Regions from separate parts of the Homo sapiens genome. Here region 1 is linked to region 2. Evidence: chromatin contacts called from ENCODE Hi-C or POLR2A ChIA-PET data. All regions are on one chromosome and are shown on one strand. The core of a region is the stretch at or near the end of the contact, and the rest is flanking DNA. Distances in the headings are between cores, read along the strand shown.

The links. A loop is a pair of places that touch in the nucleus more often than their neighbours do. ChIA-PET counts read pairs that join two places held with the same protein, here RNA polymerase II (POLR2A). Pooled maps may share reads with other maps.
Region 1: a loop to region 2 is called in a map with no recorded cell type, with 13 times the contacts of the local background. The contact joins the promoter of RFTN1 here to the enhancer-like site in region 2. A Hi-C loop is called at or near these places in 9 of 37 single-sample maps with no recorded cell type and 6 of 50 pooled maps. POLR2A ChIA-PET finds 5 or more read pairs at or near these places in 1 of 52 experiments (activated B cell).

The regions. Positions count from the first base shown.
Region 1 is chr3:16,512,405-16,515,104 of GRCh38, forward strand. It overlaps RFTN1 (raftlin, lipid raft linker 1), which reads right to left and starts at 1,295. Exons shown (of 10, transcript NM_015150.2): 1 at 1,038-1,295. RefSeq lists enhancers at 1-144, 695-774 and silencers at 1,065-1,424, 1,455-1,524, 2,678-2,700.
Region 2 is chr3:13,003,086-13,005,785 of GRCh38, forward strand. All of the region lies in intron 1 of IQSEC1 (IQ motif and Sec7 domain ArfGEF 1), which reads right to left. Among named protein-coding and RNA genes, the nearest start is that of IQSEC1, 69 kb to the right of the region's middle. Within about 2 kb of position 1,431, at least 7 of the 41 ENCODE cell types and tissues checked have a DNase peak (open chromatin) inside an H3K27ac peak, as active enhancers do.

The DNA.
Region 1 (2,700 bases), core at 45-2,544, 3.5 Mb after region 2:
ATTGAGCCAGACTTTTTTTTTAAAAAAGTACTTCTTGTTTGTTTGTTTTAAGCCCCCGAAGAAACTCACTGACACCACCCAGCGTCCCTAGGGATCACCCATAACCACACAGGGCAGCTGAGGGCAAGCACAGAGTCACAGACAGACAGCAGGGAGCGTGCCTGGTTCTACAACCTTGGCCTCCACGCGGTTCTTGCTGCCAAAGGCAGCGACACCGGAGGTGAAGGGCACCAGCCCTGGCCTAGGACTGGGGTGCGCGTGCCTGACAACGGGGCTTCCCGAAATACACAACCACCTCCTCCTCGCCCAGACCCATATCCATCCTGGCGTCCCTTGAGTCTAGAGAAGTGGGTTAAGACAAGGGAAGAAAATCCCTTACAGAAGAGGAGATCCCCGTTTTCAGTGCTGGGGACTCTCGGCACCCGCGTCCCTGTGCTTCTGGTGGTTCCGGCGCTTCCTCGGAGCGCGCGGCATGTCTGCTCCTACACGTCCAGCACCTCTGTCCCCAGAGCAAACCCACCTCCCAGGGCACACGCAGAGGGGCAGTCAGGCACCGCCTCCACCCTGCCCCACCCAGGCCGCGCGCACCCCGGAAACCTGGACTCCGCGACCAGCTCCCTCCTGTTCTTTTCCGAGGACCCCAGCGGCAGTGTGTCCTGGACCCACCTGTAGCCTCCAAGCTCCCCCACCTCTGCGTCCTTCCTAGGCGCTTCTGAGCCTGCAGAGCCTACGACCCCCAACAGGCTGCTCCGAAGTGCCTCTCCCTACATCGCTCCAGGAATGACTCCCCTACACCCGTTCCCCGCAAAAAAAAGTTGGCCCAAGATCCAGGCGTCCCAAGGATCAGCCCAGGTCCCCATCCGACGCGGGCCAGGGGGTGCTGCTCTGGCAGCTCCGGAGCCCCGGCAAAGAGCAACCTGCAGGGAGGCGCCACGCGCGGTTCCCACTACCCGCCAGAGACCCGGTCCATGGGGCCAAACGGAGGGGCCTGTGCCGGTCGACACCCCAAGCCCTGTCGCGCCCCCCCCGCCGCCTACCGTATGGGACCGGCGGAGGAGAAGGCGCGGTCGCGGGCTCCCTGAGGCAGCGTGTTCCGTCCCGGGAGGAAAGTTTGTGCCATACAGAGGAGGCGGCGCGGGGAGGACTTGGGCGCCGGTGGGTGGAGGCGTGGGCGGTGGCGCCGCGTGGTCGTGTGTCTGTCCCTCCGGCGATCGGTGCGTCTGTCCCTCGCCGGAGCCCGCGGCCGCCGCGCTCTCGCTCGCTGCGCCCAGCGCCCGGCGCGCTCCGGCTCCAGCCCCGACGCGCCCCCGCCGCCGCCGCCGCGCGTCCGCCGGCTACACTTCCTCTTCCTCTGAACTCATGTGCAAAATATGCTACGCTGCATCTTCAGGGAAAGCCTCGCGGCCCCTGACAGCAGCCGCTGGAGCGGTGGGCCCGCCCAGCTCTCCCCGCGCCCCCTCGGAGTTCCGCCCGGTCACCTCCACGCGGCCGAGCTGCAAGCGACCCTGGCAGCCTCAGAACCCAGGGGTCAGGGGCTCATCGATCCTCCCTCCCAGCCCCTCCTAATCAAGGTTGTGTGCTGTCAGGAAGAGCGCCTGGGAGACAAGGATCCTTCAAGATTTGAGCCAGGATGCTGAAAGGGCGACTGCCATCAAGGTGCTGATGGCTGGGGGTGGGGTTGGGGCCGACTTGAGAGAGGACCATTTCTCGACCCCATTCCACAGGTGGGAGCATCCCTAAACATCTCAGGTGCTGCTGAAATTCTCTCTTGCGAGTTAGTGCTTCAGGGAAGGGTAATGCCACTGTCTCCGTTGCCATCCCTTGGTCTACCTACTTAAGATGTCCAGAGGTTTGAGAAGATCTGGAGAATCACCTTGCGTGGCAACTTGAGGCACCCAGGGAGAAAATTATATAAAGAGTGAAGCACTAGTAAACCAGGCTGCATTAGTAAAGTGAAGATGTGAGGCAAGGAGCCATTAGAAAATATTTTCTTCGTAAAACTAAACCAAGCAGAATTACAGTGTAGGGGTTAAGAGGGGGAACTTTAAAGTCAAATAATCAGGGTTGGATTCCTGGCTTTAGTACTTACTGGCTGTGTGACTTTGGGTAAGTGACTTAACTGCTCTGCGCCTATTTGTCACATGGCACTTCTTCGTGGGTTATTATATGTAAAGTGTTTAGCAACCACTCTATAACTTAGCTATTATCATTATTTTAAGGGGGCTAGAACAAGAAGGGTGAGATAATTTAATTAATTATCTCCATTTTCTAATTGGGCAAAGAAGACCCTGTGTGGGCAAAGTTAAGCACTGGAGCACACAGGGTGGAGGGCTGGTTTAGGGGCCCAGCAGTGTTTCGATGAGGTCCTTCTGGCACTAATAACACTCCTCCAGCAAGTAAGGAAGCACTATTTTGTTTTCAGGGACTCTTCCTGTTACCACAGCTTCTCAGAGATTTTCTTCCTTATTTTCTCTTTCCATAGCCTTTCTAGTTCTGTTTTGCTCCCCCTCCCTCACCACTGTTTTGTTTTTATTTGTTTTTCTCCTTTCCCTTTCCACCCCACCTTTTCCTGGTGTCACACTCACCACCACTATCCCCAGTGTCCCCCATTTCCCCCCTACACTTGAGCTTGCCACATGAAAGAAAATAAGACCAGGTGACCACGTAAGTCCAGGTTCAGACAGTAGTGCGCAGGGACAT
Region 2 (2,700 bases), core at 181-2,680:
CAACCGGGGAATGGATAAACTAACTACAGTGTATCCATACAATGGAATGTTATTATTCAGCAGTAAAAAGGAATGAAAGACCAGGCGCAGTGGCTCATGCCCAACATTTTGGGAGGCTGAGGCGGGAGTGTCACATGAGGCCAGGAGTTCAAGAACAGCCTGGGCAACAAAGTGAGACCCCTGTCTCTACCAAAAAAAAAAAAAAAAAAAAAAAGGAATGAAGTACTGATACATTCTATTCTATAACATGGATGAACCTTGAAAAACTTCACGCTAAGTGAATAAAGCTAGACACAAAAGGACACGTGTTGTATGATTCCAAAAGGATATGAAATGCTCAGAAAGACATATCTACAGAGACAAAAAGTGGTTGTTGAGGACTTGGGATGGCACAAGGGACTGAGGGAAAATGGGTATGTGGTTTATTTTCAGGGCCATGGAAACGATTAAAAATAAAATTGTGATGGTTACAGGATTCTGTAAATATAGTAATAATAACCGAATTGTACACTTAAAATGAGTGAATTTCATAGAGTAAAGTATCCCTCAATAAAGCTTTAAGAAAACACGTGATGACTAAATGAAACATAAGATCCTAGGTTGGGAGGAAAGCTTGGTAAAAAGGACATTACTGGGACAACAGGCGAAATGTGACTTTTAAGTTAGTTGTATTTTAGATCCTAGTATCATGTCCATGTTAAACTTCCTGAATTTGACTAATGGACCATGGTTATGTAAGAGAATGTCCTTGTTCTTAGTAATTATGTACTGGAGCAGTATTTAGGGGTGAAAGTTACATATGGCATGTTTGCAGTGACATCTCAAATGCTTCTAAGGGAAAAATCGGTTTTTAAGAGAAAGCAAAATTTGGTGGAATGTTATTAGTGATGAGTCTGGGTGAATGGTACACGGGAGAATTTTGTTTTGTATTATTGTTGTAACTCTTCTTTAAGATTGAAATCACTTCAAAATAACTTACAACTCTTAAAGAATCCACACATTTAAAAAATTATTGTTGGGACCTTGAATAAATCTATAGACCCTGAATGGAGAAAAAGCCCTGAGCTAGTTGTGAACAGAGTTCCTAGAGAGGGTGCCCCTGCTCATCATGTCTGTTGCACCCCAAAGAGAAGACAAAGACACAGCCAGAGGGTAGGGTGAGAGCATGTGTCTGTATATGCCATAGCTTGCATTCATTCAGTCATTTACCCAACAAATATTTCCTGGGTGCCATCATGTGCAAGGGTAATCAGCTGTGAAGCAGAGATGATCAAATCCCTGCCCTCAGGTGTTGAGATGCAGCTGGGGGCCGGGGGAGCGCTCTGCAGGAGGGGGAAGCCGATGTGGAAACCCCTCAGCTACACCCAGGCCCCAGCCTCCCACCAGATCTGGAGCCTTGGAGGGCAGGGATTTGTGTCTGAATCACCTCTGTGCACTCTCCCCGCCTCCCTCCTCCCTCTCCTTGGATTATAAGGAAGTCAAACTGTCTCCACACAGCAAAGAGCTTTTGACCGCTGGGGCCCACAGGCTTCGAAAGGCCCAGAGCAGGGACAGGGCATCTATGCAGGGCCACTTTCCACCAGCAAAGCTCAGAACGGAATCAGCAAGAGTAGGTGGGAGGGAGGGTGGCTGGGGGCTGTCCAGGTGAGGGGCTGCAGGGATGGAGGGAAGCATTATCAAGGGGGGAGGCTAATTCACCTCCCACCAAAAACCCAGCATCGGGCCAGCCACAGTGCTGGCCACGCAAATATCCACGAGGTAGCCTCCACCTCCACCAGTAAGCCCTTGACTCCTGGGAGCTGCTCAGGGACTCCAGCTCCTGGAGGTTACACGGATTCCCAAGCTGGGAACCCCTGAATTATTTTAGGGGATCTCTCATCCCGTATGTGCAGCCAACACTGCTGGTAGACCAAACAAATACTATGTTTCACACGTGAACATCTTTCAAACCAAAATAGAAGCTGCTTTGATAAATAAAATTCACAGACTCCAAAGTTATCTAAAAATTGGTTCTTAACAGCTTCCTGTCATCCTGTAGTTTTTCAATCTTGGATATTAACCCTTGTGTGTGGGGTTAATATGGCATGGGGGCAGGGGGTGTCTCATAATTTCTGATGATAAACAGGTCTCTTCCCTTTACTTGAAAAGCCCGGGAGTGCAAATGGAGTTCCCATACTTCACGGTGTGGGGGAAGGATCAGAGGATGAGGCCTGTACTGCTGGACCTCGGGTGGAGACCGCAGCCCAGGGCTCCCTGCTCTGCAGGGCTCTGGAAGATGAGGGGATCTGGGGGCCCAGAGCCAGGCACCCCAGTGTTACTGGCCTGCCTGCCCCCAGCAGACCAGCAGTCCTCCAAGGCAGCAGCTGGGCCAAGGCTGAGTCTCTCAGGAGTCCTGGGCAGTCAGCACGTAGCTGGGTGACCACGGAGGCAGGCAGGCAGGAGGCGCCTGGACAAGGGGGCTGACATTCACAGCAGGCTGGGCTGGCTGAGGGCTTTGAGCCCAGCTCTCCACCTGCTAGCTGTGTGGCCACTGAGCACTCAGGATGTGGCTGGGGTGATGGAGACTGAGTTTTTCATTTTGTGAATTTTAATCAGTGAACATTTAAATAGCCACCTATAGCTGGTGGCTACTGCTCTGGGCAGCCTGGCTCTGGAGGCTTCGTAGGGACGGGGAATGGAAATGGCCCTGAAGGTGAGCCA